2 separate regions of the Mus musculus genome follow, and region 1 is linked to region 2. Evidence: chromatin loops called from intact Hi-C (ENCODE). Cell type or tissue: left cerebral cortex. All regions are shown on one strand. Each heading gives the region's core, and the rest is flanking DNA. Links, peaks and the distances in the headings are about the cores only. Region 1 has its middle 17 kb from the start of Etv3l. Region 2 holds the start of Arhgef11 (Rho guanine nucleotide exchange factor (GEF) 11).

What was found. A loop is a pair of places that touch in the nucleus more often than their neighbours do. Peaks named below come from ENCODE experiments on the same cell type or tissue, not always from the same donor. Only the 100,000 strongest peaks of a DNase experiment are listed, where the experiment ranks them.
Region 1: it touches region 2 in a loop (2.2-fold over the local background); 3 of 42 quality-filtered maps call a loop at or near these places.

Annotation. Positions count from the first base shown.
Region 1 is chr3:87,562,244-87,572,323 of GRCm38, forward strand. No RefSeq gene overlaps it. Among named protein-coding and RNA genes, the nearest start is that of Etv3l, 17 kb to the left of the region's middle. In left cerebral cortex, for the core only: a CTCF peak has its summit at 4,126; a DNase peak (open chromatin) is centred at 4,024; H3K4me3 peaks cover 983 bases; H3K27ac peaks cover 962 bases.
Region 2 is chr3:87,611,221-87,621,300 of GRCm38, forward strand. Arhgef11 (Rho guanine nucleotide exchange factor (GEF) 11) reads left to right here and starts at 6,339. Exons shown (of 40, transcript NM_001003912.2): 1 at 6,339-7,572. The coding sequence starts at 7,541. In left cerebral cortex, for the core only: no CTCF peak of the experiment used is centred there; DNase peaks (open chromatin) are centred at 5,230, 5,601, 6,134, 6,325 and 4 more places; H3K4me3 peaks cover 2,922 bases; H3K27ac peaks cover 1,877 bases.

The sequences.
Region 1 (10,080 bases), core at 600-8,599, 49 kb before region 2:
TCTCAGTAAAGAGATCCTGCCACAATAGGCATTTTTTTGTTTTGTTTTGTTTTTCACTAAGTACTCCATTGTTAGTGAGAGCTGCCTACCTGTACAGTCCTGAATACTCATCAGAACTTGGGCTCCATATCCAGAAGATAGTACCACCAGCACCTTCGTTCATCCAACTGCAATAACCCAAAATGCCTCCAGACAGGTGTGAAACGGGAGAAACTGCCCAGGGTTGAGGGTTGACTGCCTCTAAATTCAGGAAAACCCTATGTTCTGTCAAAGATGTAAGTAGCTTCCTGGAGAGCTGTTGGCTTTCACGTTGCAAGAGTGCCCTCTAGTGGCTAGAGTTGGTACTCTGCGCTCAACGCTCAGGACTAGGGTACAAAGTAAGGCCAGCTCTATGTTGGTATAAGAGTGAAGGACTCAGAACCTCTGAGATGAGGGAGTGAACGGCAAAATCCAGGGATGCAGATGCAGAGCTCTTCCTCATCAAGCTCCCTTAAATATGGTTGTCAATCTATCAAAAGACCAACTCGCCTGACACAACAACGCAGGCAGTGGAGGTTGTCAGTTTTTTATATAACCATGCCAGTCACCAACCTCAGCTGCCACATACGTTGGCACCCTCATGTGGGGAAAGGCACAGTGAGCACTCAGTATTTCTCAGGAGTAGGACTGCAAAGCGTGCTCAGCAACCACTCTCCTCTGTAGCACTAGAAACCCTGGGAGATTCAGCAGGTCTTCAGAAATTAGAGAGTCTAACTCCTGGGCTGCCGGAAGAGACCTCTGAGATCCCAGAGAAAGGGGCTTGTTTCGAATCACAGGGACGAAGAACAAGATTTGGAATACAAATTTCTTAGTCATTAGTCACCACCATCACTCGGCTGGAGAGTTTAAAACCCATTAGTGTGAGAGTTTGCTATGCGTGCAGAGGGGCTTTTCAGAAGCGACTCCTGTGAAGGCTTTTCATGAGGCCCTCTGAGGAAGCACTTTCCTTCCCAAGAACACTTGGGCAGTTTGGTGCTTGCCTCTGATGGTCTCATAGGCATCAGTATAGTGCTGCATAAATCTGGTGTTGGTAGGACAGTGCTCCAGGGGCTTGCGAAGTGGAGGGAGTCTAGGCACTAGAACACTCAGCTAAGCACATAGAAGAAGTTTGGAGGCTGTCTTAGTCAGAGTTTCTGTTGCTGTGCAGAGAAACCATGAGTTTGGCAACTCTTATAAAGGAAAACATTTAACTGGGGCTGGTTTTTCAGACGTTTAGTCCATTACTGTCATGGCAGGAAACATGGCAGAGTGCAGGCGGACATGGTGCTGGAGAAGGAGCCCAGAGTTCTACATCTTGATCGTAGGCAGCAGGACACTGCCATACTAGGCCTAACTTTAGGATATGAGACCTCAAAGCCCGCCTCCATAGTGACACACTTCCTCTAACAAGGCCACACCCACTCCAACAAGGCCACACCTCCTAATAGTGCCATTTCTTACGGGCCAAGCATTCAAACATATGAGCCTTTAGGGGCCACTCCTAGATAAACCACCACAGATGCTTAGACACAATAGCAGGTGTTCACTCCCCTGAGTTGGTGGCAGTGTGGATAATCCCTACCCTCTTCCTTTCATTTCTTAAGGAATCTTCATGTGTCTCCTTCTGTCAGATGCACTCTATGCTGTTAGGTGGTTCTGTCCATGTAGAAATGTCATTGAATGAACTTGCAGGAAAGCAGATGGCAGAGATCAATCATGGTGAATGGCAGCAGGATGCTATCAAGCAAACACATGGTGCACAAGGCTGCTAACCATGCTGTATACTGCTGGTACTTTGTTGCAAGTAGGGATATGAGCTAAAATTTTTAGAAGAGTGCCTACCAGAGAGCAACACCTTGGTTATAATCATTTTCAAAACGTAGGCATTGCATACCATTGTACTGCTATACTTCACATGAGCAACTTTGCAGCAATTGGCACACATAGTGCGTTTATCTACACCGATTCACCACAAACATCTGAGTCATGGTATCACATTGATCTCACTGGGTCATATGAATCTTTCAGGTACACATACGCTTATATGGCTATATATGCATGTATATACGTATATATGAACATCTGTATATATGCACACACATATAGACCAGTAAATACAATCCAATAGGCATTTATTAAATGTTTATTGTGATTTGTTTCTTTGGTTGGTTGCTTGCTTGGTTTTGGATTTTCTTTATTCATTGAGATAGTCTCACTATGTAGCCCAGGCTGGCCAGGAGCTTGTAATGTGAACTATGCTAGTCTCAAACTTGTAGCATTCCACCAGTTTCTGCTGCACAAGGGCCGGGATTACACATGTGTGCCACCATTCCATGAAATGCCATACATTTCTACTGTGCTTATATATGCACTGCTGTCATAAGGATAGGGACAGAATAAAATTACTGGGTGAAAAATCATGACACTGTAATGGCTTCAGGCACATATCACTCATCTGACTTCCAGAAAGGGATATGTTGTTTAAAACTACATTTATGCACCACTCGCTATGAGCCTGACTGTGGTGGTTGGGATGAAAGTACCCCCCTCCCCATAGGCTCATACATCTGCATGCTTAGTCCCCAGCTGATGAATTGCTTAGGAGGGGGGCAGTTAGGAGGTGTGGCCCTATTGGAATAGGTGTGTACTTGTCAGAGGAAGTATGTCACTGTGGTGGACTTTGAGAAATTAAAATCCCATACCAGGCCCAGTCTTCTCTCTCTCTCTCTCTCTCTCTCTCTCTCTCTCTCTCTCTCTCTCTCTCTCTCTCTCTCTCTCTCTCTCTCTCTCTCTCTCTCTCTCTGCCTTCTACTAGAGGATCAGGATATAAAGCTCTCAGCTACTGCCCCAGTGCCATGCCTGCCTTTGTGCCACAGACAAGCCCCCAGTTAAATAAACATTTAACTTTATAAGAGTTGCCTTTGTGTCTTAGTCAGGATTTCTAATCCTGCACAAACATCATGACCAAGAAGCAAGTTGGGGAGGAAAGGGTTTTATTCAGCGTACACTTCCACATTGCTGTTCATGACCAAGGAAGTCAGGACTGGAACTCAAGCAGGTCAGGAAGCAGGAGCTGATGCAGAGGCCATGGAGGGATGTTCCTTACTGGCTGCTTCCCCTGGCTTGCTCAGCTTGCTTGCTTATAGAACCCAAGACTCCCAGCCCAGGGATGGCACCACCCACAATGGGCCCTCCCACCCTTGATCACCAATTGAGAAAATGCCTTACAGCTGGATCTCATGGAGGCATTTCCTTAACTAAGGCTCCTTCCTCTGTGATAACTCCAGCTGTGTCAAGTTGACACACAAAACCAGCCAGTACACTTGGTCATGGTGTCTCTTCCTTGCAATAGACCAGACCTGCAGCATCCTAAGTGCTTCCTATATGTCATTCCAACCAATGCTAGGGCTTCGGGAGGCAGTCCCTGTTTTCATCCCACTGTGCAGGTAAGGACAAGTACGGAGAGATGAAACCTGCTCAAGCAGATTCCTGCCAAGTGGCAGAGGTTGGGTGCAGACCCAAGCAGTCTCTTTACAGTCTGCCCAGGCATGCCGCTTCAGCGTGCCAACTACAGAGCAGAGACTTCCGGTGTACTCACCAGCAGCCCAAGACCCATTCCCTCTACCTGCACAGAAAGCACAGGCAGTAAAAAGGGGGCTCTTCAAGCACTAGTCTTTGTATGGCTCTAATTTGACAGCAAAGAAAGGCAGCAGTAGGTGATGCGCCCCATAGACTATAGAATACTAGGTCCTTTGCTTTAGAGGCGGTCCATGGTCCTAGAAAGTCAGGATGTCTTAATCCTTCTCTCAGGCTCTGCCTTCTCTCCACCATCTCCACGCCCTGGCTGCTCATGTACAATTCATCAGCTTCTCTGCCAGCCTAATGTTGCAACAGTGCAGGGAGAGGCAGCAGAGGCAGCCCTGAGCGGCTCACAGAGCTGAGCAGCCAGCTTACATAGCACCAATCACAGTCAATTACACATGGTGCATTGTGTTTGCACCAATCACAGCCCTGCCTCTTTCCATGGCACCAATCACAGTCAGTAACACATGGTGCTTTGTGTTTGCACCAATCACAGCCCTGCCTCTTTCGCACCAGCCACAGCAGTCCCTCTGTCAGGCCACTAAAGGAAGTTCTGCCCCTCTGGCCTTTGTGAAAAGGGTTGCAGGGTCATCCAGAGTTCACTGGGGCTGGTGACAGCGACGATCCAACAGCTGCAGATTGAGAAATCAAATAGCCCCATCCCGCAGGTGTCTACTTATGTACTACAGAATGAACACCAAGAGTGCTTCCACGGCTTGGAATTGGTGTTAACAATGATTTTGACAGGCTTACTAGTAAGTACATAATGCCTACCGAAGGGCAGGGTGAGTTCCCTTTATCTGTCTAGCTGGTGTCCTATTTAGGGTTGGTTACTGTTGCTTAAATGAAATATCGTGACCAAAAGCAATTTGTGGAGGAAGTCGTTTATTTCATTCACATTTCCATATAACAGTTCATCACCAAAGGCCGTGAGGGCAGGAATTCAAGCAGGACAGGAACCTGGAGGACAGAGGCTGATGCAGAGGCCATGGAGGGATGCTGCTTACTGGCTTGCTCAGCCCTCTTTCTTACAGAACCAAGGACCACCAGCCCACCTATAATAGGCTGTGCCCTCCCCCATCAATCACTAATTAAGAAAATGCCCTACAGCCAGATCTTATGAAGACATTTTTTTAGTTAAGATTCCCTATTTACAGATAAGTCGATACAGTCTGTATCAATAACAGATTGATCTAACAAAATTATTTAAAAGAAAAATGTAGACAAAATAGTGTGAGGATGGTACTAGATGTCAAGAGAGAAATTCCTGCATAAATTCATATGGACTCCATCATATACCAAAAGTCTAGAAAAATTAACAAGAACTAACATGAGGAGTTACATGTTGGGAAGAAGGGGGCAGATGTGAGAAGTGGGCTTCTTGTGAAGTATAAGGCTATCCTGTGTTTATTTCTGCTGGATTTAGTTTTTTTGAGATAGAGTCTCATGTAGCCTAGGCTAGCCTCAGACTCACTAGGTAGGCAAGAATGGTCCCATGTAGCCTAGGCTAGCCTCAGACTCACTAGGTAGGCAAGAATGGTCTCATGTAGCCTAGGCTAGCCTCAGACTCACTAGGTAGGCAAGAATGATCTCATGTAGCCTAGGCTAGCCTCAGACTCACTAGGTAGGCAAGAATGGTTTTGAACTCTTCCTGATGCCCCCAACTCCACTCCCTGAGTGCTCGGGTTATACATGTGTGCCGATCACACCTGGCCTCATCACGTGCATACAAAATTACAGTAAAATGACACTTTCCCCTGCCAAAACCACAGCACACAATTACGAGAGAAGGCCGGCAGAGTATCGCAAAAGTACGCGTGAGGCTTAAGCAATAATGGCATTGTATTACGAAGCTGCCGTTCTGTGGTAAGGTTAATTATAAAGACGAGTGTGTCATACTCCTTCCTTCCTCTGTGCCCTTTATTATCCATACGAAGGAAGTGACAGCCAGGTCCACACATAACCTCACACCTGCTTCTAACACAGAGGTCCCCACCCTCGAACTTAGACACCTGCCGTCAGGTCCACATGTTTCACTCATTAGTCTAGCATGCACATGGGGACTGTGATGCTCATTCTCGAAGCGTGGCAAGCTCTCAGGCGCCTCAAGGCTGTAACTCTATGGAGCAAGCCAGCAGCATGGTCCACGCAGACAGCAGAGGCCGAACCCTGAGAACCTGGCAATGCCCGTCAGCCTGAGTCCATCTGAGGCTGACTTTGCTTCCCATTCCACATCCCCTTTATCGACACCTCTAAGAGATGGGGATTTAGAGGACGAAATTTCAAAGTTTGATTTTGGAGTCTGTCCAGGAAGCAGGCCTGAGTACCACCCACAGCCAGATGCTTCCGAGGTTAAGAATTTTGCAGGGAGCCCCTACTAGTTCAAGCCATAGCTGAAAAGATTTGAAGGAACTTCTTAAACAATGTTCAGAACCATAGGCTTATCCGTTCAACAAGTATTTAATAAATGCCTCCTAAGTGCCAGGCACTGTTCTAGATTAAAAAAAAAAAAGTTGGATCCTATTCTCCAAAAATAACATTTTAATTCTGATTTAAAGCATTTGCCAAGGGCCAAGAAGTAAATTCCCCCATTACAATCAGTGGCCAACTACCTGCCTATGGCAAATGTACAACTTGGAAGAGATGTGAACTAATGCTGCTGTTAACCTATGTGAACAAATGCTGCTGTGAGCCAGTGTGAACAAATGATACCATTAACCAGTGTGAACAAATGCTGCCGTGAGCCAGTATGAACTGCACAATGAGAAACTACATTCATGAACTCTTAATAGTTTTTATCAAGGGCTAACTAAATGCCAGGTAATACTCTAGAACTTTCTAGTTATAATTTGTGGGGATGAGGTAATCAACCTTGTGAAGGAAGAAGTGGGGTAGAGAGGAGGCACCACAGGCTCCTGCGACTCCTCAGCGTCCTGATCTGCTGTACACAGCATTAGATCTAAGATGGCTCCCGGAACACCAGTGAGACTGCAAAAAGGAACAGAGGCTAAGATGGTGGCTTCTTCCACTGTCTCCATGGAAGTCCTATCAGGTGACAATGTTGCTTCTGACTTATGTCATCCGGCAGGGTTTTCATTGGAGCACAGTGGTGGTGTGGCGAGATACAATTGGCCAAGGATTTAGGGCTCAGGTTGGTTCAGACACTGTATATAGGCTTATGAACTGCACAATACACTCAGATCTACACCCTGTTGCTGGTCTCTGGAGTCTGTTTCCCAGGTTTGCCATGTGACTCCATCGCCTCTCACCCCTGTCCTCGCTCCTGTTCCCACAATATTGGCTAACTTCTCATCATTGTGACAAGATTTCTACTGTAAACAACTTAAAGGAAGATCTATTGGGGCCATAGTCTCAGAAGGTTTAGGTCCTGGTTGCTTGGTCAAAACCATAGGGTAAGGGCAGGGGTGGGGGTGTGTGTGGGGGGGGGGATGTACAGAGAAGACTCCTTATACTCTGTCAGGCAGGAACCTATGAGAGTAAGGAAGAGATAAAAATCAGACACACCTCCAGAGACCTACTTCCTACAGCTAGGCCTCACTGCCTAAAGTTTCCAGAACTTTCAGAAAGACTAGGAGGAGAAGAAGAAATGGGGAAAGATGATAAATTTGGAATAATCTCAAGTATTCCTGAGACATAGAATTTAAAGATGCATAAACAAAGACGAGAAAATGGTTTCATATGAAACCAGGAACACACAAGGAAAGAGTCACACCAACCGTGCTGTTGGTGTTAAAGACACTGACAGGCTACACTGTGTCTCTGTGAGCAGGAGTTTGGGACTTATCCATAAGCATCAGAGAGACCCTATACCCTCATGCCTACCATCTGCTAGTGTGATTACAGAGAGTTCCCAAAAATTCACCTAGCGGAGTCATCAGGACTTTGGAATTTGTTACATCAGATGCATCACCCTAACGAACAGAGAGGCTGTCTGCCACAGTAAGAGTAGAATCTGCCTCTGTACGGCTTAGTGGAGGAGACAAATTAGGATAAGGAAAAATAGATTCTTTCCGAAAGAAGAAGAACTTCAGAAAGCCAGGAGGAATGACAGGACAGGGGGAAGTGCAGACACAGAAGACGGGTGCACTGAGAAGTGTGGAGCCAGCACAGTCCCAGCAGTGTGACCCCTAACAAGGGCATGGGAAACAAAAGCTCACCAGACAGGTAAACCATGTGGTCCTGGTCAAAGGGGTTGCAGACCTGTGCACAGGACAAGTGGCCTCAAATGCAGCCATAGAGCTCACTGAGACAATGACTTCTCCAACAGGTTTGTTTAGTCATTGGTTAAGAGCTCTCCCAGCTCAGCCAGGTACTGCACAACCATGGGCCTGACACTACAGTCACAGGCAGGGAGCGTGAACTCAGTATGCCACAGCTCCAGGATGAGGGACAGCCTGGAAAGCAGTGGAGGGGGAGCAGTGGGGTGGGAGTCAGGGAGTGTATGCTGACAAACTAAAAAGTAAAGCAAACCCAGACAGTGAAATGGACAGAAAAGGTAGCCTCACTCCTGTGCCTCATTAGTTGAGAACAACTTTGAAGGTTGGCATCCATGAGCCTGAAGTCAGAGAGCAAACTGTCCTCTGACTTATCTACTTGCTGCGAGCTTCCCTGCTTGAGTCTGAGAACTCTAAAGCCCTGGAAATCTACTTGGTATCAATAGCTGCTTGCCTTCAGCAGAATCCTAACCACGTAGTAAGTTTAGAAAGCAGATGGGAGTTCTGACTGTCTAACTTCAGAGACACTCTCTAGCTAGAACAGTAACCACCCCAGGGATGCAAACTGGGTAGTGTTGGGAGAATAGACCCAGTCTACGTGCTGAAAAGCTAGGTGTGGCCGACAGAGCTTTCTAGTCTGCAAAGAAGAGAGGTACTAAAGTGAAGGCAGCTCTGATGGACAAACTAGGCTCCACCAAAGCATCAGTCATTGGCGAGACAAGAGCTAATTCACACACGCACACGCACACGCACACACGTGCACACACACACGCACACGCACACGCACACACGTGCACACACACATGCACACGCACGCACACATGCACACATGTGCACACACACATGCACACATGTGCACACACATGCACACACACACACACGCACACACACACGCGCACACACACATGCACAGAGCATACATCTGGCAAACAGCATCAAAGACCTAAAAGAATACAAGAAAAAAACTCTATTGCGTTAGTCCCATGCCGCCCTTCTTTCCTTCCAGTCTCTTTTCTCTCTCCTTTCTCTTTATTTTTGTGGTTCTTGAGATTGAACCCAGGGCCTTGCACATGCTAAGTAACCACTCTCTCCCTGCTCTGAGGAATATCCCCAGCTCTCTTATACACTAAGTAGTATTCATACTTTTCAAGATTTACATATTTATTTATTCTTTTAAATGTCTAACATATACTTATGTTATTTTTCATATTAGGCAAACTCTTTTCTTTCACTTCTGTCCCCCACGTTGCTCCCCTTTTCCTTCTCCCTATGATTTTAGTAGGGTTTTTTTTTAATTTTGTCTTATTGGCATTTAAAAAAAATAATTTGTGGAAGCTGGAAAGATGGCTCAGTCAGTAAGAGTGACTTCTCTGTAAGGTCGAAGACCTGAGCTCAGATGGCCGACGTTCATGTAAAAAGCAGGGCATAGATGCTTGCTTAGCCATGTCTATCGCTTCTCCGCACCATAGCTAGGAAAGGGAAACAACCTGAATGCCCTTCAACTGAGAAGTGGATGATGGGACGTGATACATACTCACAATGGGATACTATTCCACTGTAAAGAAAAGTGACCTGTTCAGTAACTGGATGACCTCAAAGTTCACATTGAGTGAGGGGTCCCACACCCAGCAAGACAGCCATATTGTGTCTGCCACCTTCAGTTCCTAACTCCAGATTTTTGGATGGAACCATATAGCCTGTAGTAACCGCAGAAAGCTGGGTAGTAAAAGGGGACCATGCCAGGAGAGAGCAATAGAAAGAGTATCAGAGTACGAGTGATTTAATGGGGGAAAGTGGGGGAAGGCTTTAGTAGAGAGAAAGAGGGAGATTAACACAGAATAAGAGGAGTTAACTAACAGTAAAGATATCAGGGAAAGTCATAAGGAATCATATTATTACATAGAAGCCCATGTATACATACATACATACATGCATGCATTTGTTGTTTAAATGAAACTTTTCCTATCTGATAACACTCCCTGCCAAAGCCATAAACTACTTAACAAAACCAGGCACGAGAAGCCTCCGTGTAGGGCAGGGTTGTCCAAGACACTCCCAAAACATTATGGACTATTTCTGTTGCCTTGGTGGCCACCCAGAGGTGGGAGGTAAGTCCCTGTTGCTGAAGACCATGCACTTTGGACACAGGACCCAGAGGACAGGAGCTGGATCTGACGTCTTCCCGAGGACTAGCTTTTACAGCACAAGTGGGGGCCATGCAAGCTTCCAATAGAAGGAAGCAAAC
Region 2 (10,080 bases), core at 743-8,742:
CCATCAATTGTAGAGACCTATACTTCAGCATCCCCATCATACTTATAAAAGGAGTTCTCTTCATCAGCTTCCTGTCTAGGCTGTTAATTTGGGGGTGGGGGTGGGGTTGTCACAAAAGCCATGCATGTTTCTCCCTCTCAACTGTGCATCTGCAGTCACTGATATCACATCAAAAAATAGCTTTCTTGTTCTTCACAGCAGGGGCACAGATCATGGGCCTCTACATAGTTTCTGGTGAGAGCACACACCACACAAAGGACTTTCAGCTGCAGAAGGACAAGGGACTCAGACAAGGCCCTCAGCAGAACGGGCCTAGACATCACTATGACCTCAGTTAACAGTGCAGGCCATCAGCATCAATATGTCCTCTCAGTAGTAGCAAGGCCCAGGAATATCAACATGGACACTGGCATGGTCTTCAGTGGTAGCATGAGCCATGTAAATCAACACAGACCCCGGCTGCACCAAGACCACAGACACAGGCATGGCCCTCGGCAGATGCAGCACAGACCATGGACATCTGCGTGACCTTCACTAGTAACATGGGCTGGGCCCTGGACATCAACATAGGCCTTGTCAGCAGCTTGGACTTAGACCTGGCCCTTGGAGGTAGCACTGACCTGGACATCTTCCTGGCCTCGGGTGGTAGTGCAGGATACCAGCATCAGGACAGTTCCAGATCCAGGTGCAGCACAGTCCACGGACATCAATGTGGCCTCAGGCTGCAGCTGAGACCACAGACTTCCGCACAGCATTCAGCGGTGACCATGGACAGTAACAGATGCAGATGTGGCCCTTTGCAGCAGCGGAGACCCAGGCACTACCTTGGCCTCAGGGGTCAGCGCAGGTCACTCACATCAATATAGCGCCTGTGGCAACAGGGCCCATAGACATCAATGCAGCCCATCTGGCAGCTTCCTCCTCCAGCTAAAGGTTTCTAAATGTGCACTGGAAGAGTCACCTCGCCAGCACCCACACAGCTCAGTTTTCAGAAAAATCAAACTGTAACCCTTATTAGGTTGGCTGGATTACAGGAAAAAATAATAATTCTTAGCTTTAGAAGGTGTCAGGGGTTAAAGGAAGGGCGTTAACTGGTAAAGAATGGGATCTTGTAACTTGAAATGGAGATGTATGGGAGGACCTGATTGAAGCTGAGAGCTTTGAACTCTCAGATTCTCAAAGGTTTATCTTACCTGCAGAAGTAGTCTCTCTACCCTCAACAGAAGGTTTACTCCCACCCCCAACCCCTTGAATACTGCTTTTCCTGCCTTTGACTGAAGAAATTAATCCTTTATCTGCTAAACCAGCAGTGACCTTCTCTGAAGGAGATGTAAGGCAAGACATACTGATGTCCCTCAGGGCCCACCAATAGTTGCCTCCAGACCTACAACTGCACTTAAGGCTAAGCAGGCTCCTAAAAGGGAGAGAAAAAGTCCATGAGGAAGTGCATCACCACAGTACTAAAGAGCTTAATGCGTTCTCTGATACATGCTAGCAGAAGTCTGGGGAATATGGGTGGGAACGGACTTTAGTAAGAGTCTGGGATAATGATGGAAGGAACATAACACTGGATCAGAATGAGGTTATTGATATGGGTGGAGATTCTAGGTTTAAAATGGAGGCTTACACTGTTTAAAAAAAAAAAAGAGGGGGAGGTGTCAAAAGTTTGAATAGTTGGCTGAAGCATTTGTCAAAAGATGGCTGAAAAGGACCAGGAGGTGCTTGATGTCCCTTGGCTGAGTGTTGATGAAGGGATCTTAAGGCTCAAGGGAATTGCAGTGCTAGAGTAGATGCACAGTGTAAAACATAGTCCTCCACTATGGCAGGCTGAGAAGACATGCCCTTCATTAATCATATGAGACAAAGTGGTGGGAAGGGCCCCAGAACATTTGAAGAGCTCCATTGTCACCCTTTCTTTGTGCCAGACTTTAGGGTTGGAGATACTGCTGCTCTGTTGGATGAATTAAACGCAAAGGGTTCATTGGGCCTGGAAGTAGCACTGGCCAAGGTAACAGCACTGACTGGCCAAAGGCAAGGTGAGCATACTTGCCATAATGGGAAGCACAGGCAAAGAGATCTCCATCATAGCCTAACTCATAATGGGCAGCACAGGCAAAGTGATGTTTATGGTGGCTTGACTTAAATGAACCTTTGGTACTGGCTAATCAGCCATGGTATTTTCAGATATGAAACAGATAAAGAGCATACTGCATTTTTGTTTGAACTATACAAGCAGGAAAAAAAAAACAGCATACAAAACCAAAAGCAAATGAAAGAAAGACTACATTGGATTGTGGCAGAAAGAAATCAACCTGTGGATCAGTTTCCAGACTTGAGTCAGTTTGCAGATTTGAATGAAGGGCCAGCCAGGTTCTCCTTAGGAAGGACCTTGATAAAGTACCTAAAAGTTGTACTGTTAGGCTTTCTCCTTCCATAGAAAAATACAGCCTTTTACAAGGATAGCTGTAAACTGGGGGGAAAAGAAACAATCAGACTTTCCAGGGTCTATTGGATACTGGTTCTGAATTGATTCTGATTCCAGGACATCCCAAGAAACAATGTGGTCCATCAGTTAAAGTTAGGGCTTATAGAGGCCAGGTGATTTATGGAGTTTTGGTTGAAATCTGACTCAAAGTAGGTTCCCTGGGTCCCTGAACTCATCCCATGGTTATTTCCTCAATCCTAGAATACATATTTGGACATACTTAGAAATTGGCAGAATTCTCACATTCTGACTTGTAGAGTGAGTTTTGGAAAGGCTATCTATGGTTGAAAAAGCTAAATGGAAGCCTTTAGAATTGTCTGTACCAGGGAAAATAGTGAATCCAAAGCAGTATTGCATTCCTTGAGAAACTGCAGAAAATGGTGCAACCATCAAGGACTTGAAAGATGCAGGGGTTGTGGCTTCCATCACATCTCCCACTAACTCTCCTATCTGATTAGTGCAGAAGACAGATGGATCATGGAGAATGACAGCTGACTATCAAAAACTCAAGTAGTGGCTCCTATGCTGTTCCAATGTAGTGTCCTTAATTGAGAAGATTAACGCATCTCCTGGACCATGGTCTAGTATGTTGTATGCAGATATTGATATAACAAATAGCTTTCTCTTTATAACCCTGGCTGTCCTGGAACTCACTCTGTAGACTAGACTGGCCTCGAACTCAGAAATCCACCTGCCTCTGCCTCCCAAGTGCCGGGATTAAAGGCGTGCACCACCACGCCTGGCTAAGCATGTGTTTGTACATACATTTGTGGTTTTTGTTCCTCGATTTCTTTATCATATGATGTAACATCAATGAAGAGAGTATCAGTGTTTATAATATTTAAGTTTGAGATACTAAAAGAGATAATGCCATCTATTCTAAAATTTGCAATGCGTTTGTGTATGGAGTATAGTTATATCATGTTAGGTATAATTATGGTTTAAATATATAATGCATTTGTAATTAATTGTATGTAGGATAGTTTTTATCATGTTAGATGTAATTATGACCTAGTTATTGTTTTCATTTAGAAATTAAGCCTGACTTAAGGAGATAAGATTGTGTGTCAAGTTGACAAGGAGTGAACTTGTGATGGCTATTCTTGGTTGTCGACTTGACTACACCTGGAATTAACTAAAACCCAGGTGGCCTGGTACATCTATGAAGGACCTTCCTCCTCTTCCTTTTTCTTTCTTTCTTTCTTTCTTTCTTTCTTTCTTTCTTTCTTTCTTTCTTTCTTTCTCTCTTTCTTTCTTCCTTCCTTCCTTCCTTCCTTCTTTCCTTCCTTCCTTCCTTTCCTCCTCCTCCTCCTCCTTCTTCTTTCTTCTTTCTTCTTTCTTCTCCTCCTCCTTCTCCTTTTTCTCCTTCTTCTTCTCTTCCTCCTCCTCTTCTTCTTCCTCCTCCTTTTCTTTCTTTGTTTTTGTTGTTTTGTGTTTTTGAGACAGGGTTTCTCTGTGTAGCTCTGATTGTCCTGGTACCTGTTTCACAGAGATCCACCTGCCTCTGCCTCCTGAGCACTAAGATTAAAGAAGCATCCTACCACGCCTGGCCTGAGATATATATATATTTTTTCTTAATAAAGTCATTTGAAGTAGGAAGACCCACTTTTAATCTGGATCTTTTGAAGTTGAAAGATCCACCTTTAATCTGGGTCATATCTTCTAGTAGCAGCCTATATAAAGGACATGGAAGAAGGAAGCTTTCTCTCTCTGCCTGCTTGATCTTACTCTTGCTGGTAAATCCATTTCTCCACTGGCATTAGAGCTTACTTCTTCAGGATTCTGGTATATAGTGAAGACCATCTGAGACATCCCGCCTTGTGGACTGAATGGCTACTGGATTCTTATTTTGGCCCTCCATTGGTAAGACAGCTACTGTTGGACCACAACCAGTAAACCAGTCTAATAAATCCCATATGTGACTGCTCAGAGATTGTGGGCAGCCTGAGATACTTAGTGAAAACACTATCTCAAAACAAAGATACAAGCATCTGGAGATAAGGCTTAGTAAAAACATGCATGGCAAGTACAAGTTCAACCCTACTGTGTGACAGACATTTCCTGAGAAGATGTAACCAAGTATCTACCCACTCCAGAAAGGGACTAAGAGCAGAACACAGTATAGAGACCACCACAGTCCAATTTGGGGAACCAATGAGTCTTATTAGGGCTGCTTACAGAAACGTGGGTAGGGTCTTTCTTATAGGAACAGAAATGACTTAAAGACAGTAGCATCCCCAAAGAGCATCCCACCAAAGCTGGAAACCTGGAGCACACTGCACACTCTACAGCAGCTCACCATACTGTAGTGTTCTCTCTAGGTAGGTAGCTCAGTTGTTCTGAGCCTCTTCCAGGCTGCTTAGCTGGTCTTAAAGTTGGATTGTCTGAGGATGATTCTAAATCGTTCTTATTGATTACATATGCTTGGGGAGGGAGGGGTCTAGTGAATCTAGTCAGTTTCAGGAACCTTCTGAAGCTGTTTTGAGTTTGTACTTCCTGTCTGAAGGAGCTTCTCCACGGGATAGCATGTTTTACCTCTCCTTCGAACATTTTGCCTAAAAAATATGTTTCGCTTCCCTTTTCATATCCTATGTCTTATAGGATTTCTCTCCAAGAGAGAAGGTTCTGAGTGGAAACTGCTACCCAGCAACCCCCTAGAACACACATAAAGAGGCTGAGTTTGGGTGGCTGTGAACTTGCTCTCACAATGCTGAGAAGGGTAAGAGGGTGGCACTTACTCACCAGCCATTCTTGGCCTACTCAGCAAGCTGGGGCTGTGGAGAGAGACCAGGCTCCAGAGAAGGGGTGAGGTTGTTTGGCATTTGAGGAAGAATGCCACCCACACTTGTCCTCTGGGCTCCACAAGCACACCTGTGGAAGAGCGCAGCAATTGTTAAGGTTCAGATGGCAAGCACTCAGAAATTTCAAGAAGTTGTTTCAAGAGTCACAGTGCTGCTCCCCACGGTTATAGAAACAATATCAACTCCAATAGCTCTAGTGGTAGAGGTCAGTAGTCCACCGTCCTCATCCATGCGGAGATGGGTTTTTGCTGGTGCCTCTGCCTTTAGGGGTTTGTACTCCTAGAAGTAACCCCAATAAATCCACTGGCTGTTGAGAACAGGCTTCAGTAAAACTGTTGGTGCACTATCTAATGTTAACAGATGTCTGGTCTCACCAGGAAGTCACATATTACACACACACACACACAAAATAACAAAGTGTATTCATCAACCTGTACTGGAAAAGTCTCCTTTTTACTTCAATCTTTACTTCTGACTTCCGACAGTTACTTGAAGAGATTTAGAAACCGTGATTTCACGAAGGGGGTGTGTGTCATCGAAATAACATTGCCCTGCAAAGGCTTTTGCATTGAAATTAAAAGGCAGAGCCATACAAGATACCCAAGCTAAATCGAGTACAGCCGCGAGGGGAGAGACGGTGGGTGCTCAGAGGGGCGAGGGCACAGCTAAGAGGGTTCCTGGTAACTTGGAAAGGAGCGCGACAAATGAGTGAAAACGGGCAGAGGAGGACGGGACCGCAGCGAGAGCGCAGACAGAGGCGCGGCCAGCGGACACTGCGGAAACAAAGGTCGAGTCTCTGGGACAGCAGCACCGGGAGCAGCTAGGCCGCAGCGCGCGGACCGGGGGCGCGCGGGGCTGTGAAAGGGCGGGCGGCGCCAAGGAGGAGCCAGCGGCCGGCCCGGGCGAGCGGAGTCCGCCGTGGCGGGGCTGTGGCGAGGCGGGGCGAGGCGGGGCGGTGGCGGGGCGGGGCGGAGCGGGGGTGGGGCGGAGCCGGCCGGCGGCAGCGGGCTTGGCCTTAGCGAGCGAGCGCGCGCGGGGGCGGGGCCGGAAGCGCAGCGGCCGCGACGCGGACGCCGGGAGCGGCCGAGCGGGGAGGCTGTGGCTGGCGGGCGGGTGGGCACGGAGGCCGAGGCCGCGGCCCGGGCTCTCCGCGCCGCTGTGGAGGGCGCCCTGGCCCTAACCGAGCCGCAACAATACTAGGAGCGGGTCGCCGGACACGATCGGCGGGCGAGGGGGAAGCGGGACTACCGCTCCAGAGCGCTGCGGCGAGAGAGACTTTCGGAGCCTGGACGTGCTGGAGCACACAGAGCTGACTGAGGAAATTGTCTGAGAAAAAGGCCGATCTGAGGCTGGGTTAGGTGGAGGAACCTGCAAGTCGAAAGGGAAAAGAAGGTTTAAGATTTCCTGGGGGTTTGGCCAATGCTACCGTTTTGAAGGTAGAAAGCATTGCGCTTCAGGTGTTTTGTGATTGTTGTGTGTGTGTCTGCACAATTGGTTCATTTCAGAATTCAAAAACCTTTACTGTAGAAGAAGATGGTTGTTTTGTTTTGATTTTTAAAAGAAATCCGCAAATTTTGCTTCCCAGGGCTGCACTGGACCGTGTTGTGTACATACTGCTGTGTGGTTTTATTTATTTTAACTGTGCAAATCGTCTGGAAGATTTTTCTCCCAAGTGCCATTTCGGATTTGTTCAGCCTTTTTGTTTTGTTTTGTTTTGTTTTTGTTTTTCCTTCCCTGGAATAATTCTGCTGTTGGCATTTTAAGCATTTGGAAACCAGAGATTTTTTTTTTCAACCTTTGGAGCTTAAGGCTTCCCTGTCAACAGAAGGACAGCTGGGGAAACTGGATTGAAAGGATGGCTTTTATCTGTCTGCAACTAAGACTGATATTTTGAAGTCAGATTCTTTCTGTGGTTCAGTTTTTAGCCCGTAGGGCTAACCTTGAAGAGATTTGTGGTTAACAGTTTGGTTTCTAAGAAGGTCATAGTTTTTCCTCTCTTTTTTTCTTTTCATTTTCTTTTTTAAGACGAGGGAGGGGAAGGTTAAGGGTGAAGGAAGGAGGAGACCATGTTAACCGATAGAAGCAGAATAGCACTGCAGTTACCAGGGTCCTGACAGCTGGAAGAAACAAGGATTCAGTCTTCAACTTGGGAGGCCTTCCTCTCACCTTCCTTCAAAATTGCAAGGGACTCAGGCCTGATCAAGACGCCCAAAGAAACTACAGGATTCCAGAACTGTGGAGACACGGAGAAACCATGAGCATACGGTTGCCCCATAGTATAGACAGGTATGTTTAAATAATTGAGGATTTTTTTTTTCCAACACTTATTAAAATGACTGGGGGGGAAGTGTTGTGTTTGCCTGGCTGGGCTGTGGGATAGATAGGCTGTGGTCTATGAGGACTGTCAGTGTGTCAGTATATATGTTTCTGTACCCTCGGTGTGTGTTCATGTTCAAAATGTACCCCATAGTTGTGTGTCCTTTCTAACCAGTAAGCAGTGAGGCTGAGAGGAGGGGGTGATGCTTGCTGTGGCTTTTACCTTACACCAGGTATAAGGCTCACTCTGAGTCCCCCAGCTTGCTAGCCTAGGGATCAGGTTGGACCAAACCTGCTCATGTGAACCCACAGGGCTGAGTGGGGACTAGCTTTAGCTATCTGGGGAGGGTCGGGGGACGGCTGACAGGGCTGGGAGCCTCCATGAGGCTGATAGTTATGGAATGGTGGGGCACAGTGGTAGGTAGGGTGGTTCCCATTTAAAATGAGGAAGATGCTGTTGCCTGAAATGTTGGGACAGTGTCACCAGTGTCACCAGTGGTTGATAGAGCTCGGAAATGTTTAGGCCACATTAGGATTTCTTCTTCCAGTTGAGAGTTTAAATTGAGACCTACCAACAGGCTGATTGATGCTCCAGGTTTAATCTTCCAAGCTGTTCTCAATAAGCTTGACTCTGCAAAACAGGCCTTCCCTTTGCTTGAAGCCGGAAGGAGTTGTTTTGGCTCCTAGGCCCTTGAAATCAGCTGGAAGCACATGATGCCCCTTCCCCCATGAGCTGGGTCTGGCTTTGCAGTACAACTTTGGTAGGTGTCTGCCTGGCCATCCCTTCCCCTTTCCCTCTTCAACCCTTCCTCCTTAAAAGTCCTCTATGGAGGTGTGTTTTGTGGATATTCTATACGTCCTAACTGGATAGATAGGTAGGTGGTTGGAAACTAACAGTCCAATGGAAACTAGTATTTGTGAGGTAGGAAGGAATATCTGGAAGTCTACCTATCTATCTATCTATCTATCTATCTATCTATCTATCTATCTATCTATCTATCTATCTATCTATCTGTAAGTCAGCAGTTGCTCTCTCTGGGTCAGTTAACCTTTGGCTATACATGCTAATAGTAATTTCCTTTTGACTGTGGAGTGCGGCCTAAAACATAATGTCTCCCAAATACCACCTCTGTGTTGTCTCAGGGTCCCAGTTAGATCTGTTTAGTAGTGGGGGTTGGGGGCGGGGAAGGAACTGCCTTGCAGTCGGGAAGAGCGGGCAACCACGGAGGCAATGTGGCTAGCTGGCATCTCCCTTCCCTTTTCCATTGTGGTCTTCTGAAATTTGGCCCTGGGAAAGGATAACTGAAGCTGTCAGAGTAAGAAGGTGAAGGGTTTGCATGTCTGCCCTTCTCTCCCTCTTCTTAGACCTGGGGGATTAGTATACTCAAATTAAGATTTGAGGTGATGAATAATTTCTGTTAGTTCAGGGGTGTGAGCAGATGGGAACCAGGAATTGAGGGGTGTGAGAAGGAGGCAGTGAGGGCTTCTGGGTTAATGTGAGATGTTCCTCTAGAAGCTTGCATGACTTCACAGATACAGACCTCAGGCTCCCAAGTGCTCTCCTTAGCACGCTGCTTCCTTGAACCTTATGATGTATCTGTGAGGTAGACAAGCCGGAAGTCACTGCTCACATTTTGCAGATGAGGCGACTGAGTGGATTCCCGGTTTGTTCAGTGCCATTTAGCGTTATCTGAGGAGTGTCAGGATCTAGTGTAAAATCTTAAGTTCCAGTTCTGAATCCCTGTTCTTCCTGTTGCCCATCCTGTCTGCAGAGGTTTATAGACTCACCATTTAGAATGGGTAAGGCACCATTTTGCTCTCTCTGGCAGTTGTCAAGTGTCCCCCTGTACTTTGTACCTATAATCTCTGGAGTTAAAGCAGTGTGTTATTCCATGGGAAGGCCTTGCTTGCTTTTACCGTGCCTGACTCTCTGCCACAGTCAGTCCTGAAACTGAAGTCCCCTTCTGGCTTTGTCTTGCTGGCCTCCCTGATCTTGCAGTAATAGAGTCAAAGTACACTGTTGAACTTGATGTCGCAGGCTCTGTACCTTGTGAATGTAAATAATTCACAATCTTTTTTTTTTTTTTTTTTTTTTTGTCACCCCAGCTGGCTTCCCAACTTGCTGTGTATCTGGGACTTTCAATCTTGCTTCCGCCTCCTGCATGATAATTTAGTCTGATGCCACACTGGAGTAACAGATTAGAAGGAAGTGTTTCGAATTATGGTGTCAGGAATTCTATTCTCTTTTAGCTTGCCAATATATTGTGTGAGATGGTGTCAGGGTTTTAGAAAATTATTCGTTTCTTCCTGAGAGCAGGCGATCTAATTGGAAAGTAGACACCGTGCGTGGCACATGCTTATGACTCCAGCACTTGGGAAGCTGAAGCAGGAAGGATTACAAGGCTGAAGCCTGTGCTACTTAGAGAGTTTGAGGCCAGCCTGAGTTTCACCCTGGCTCAACAATACAACACCCCAAAG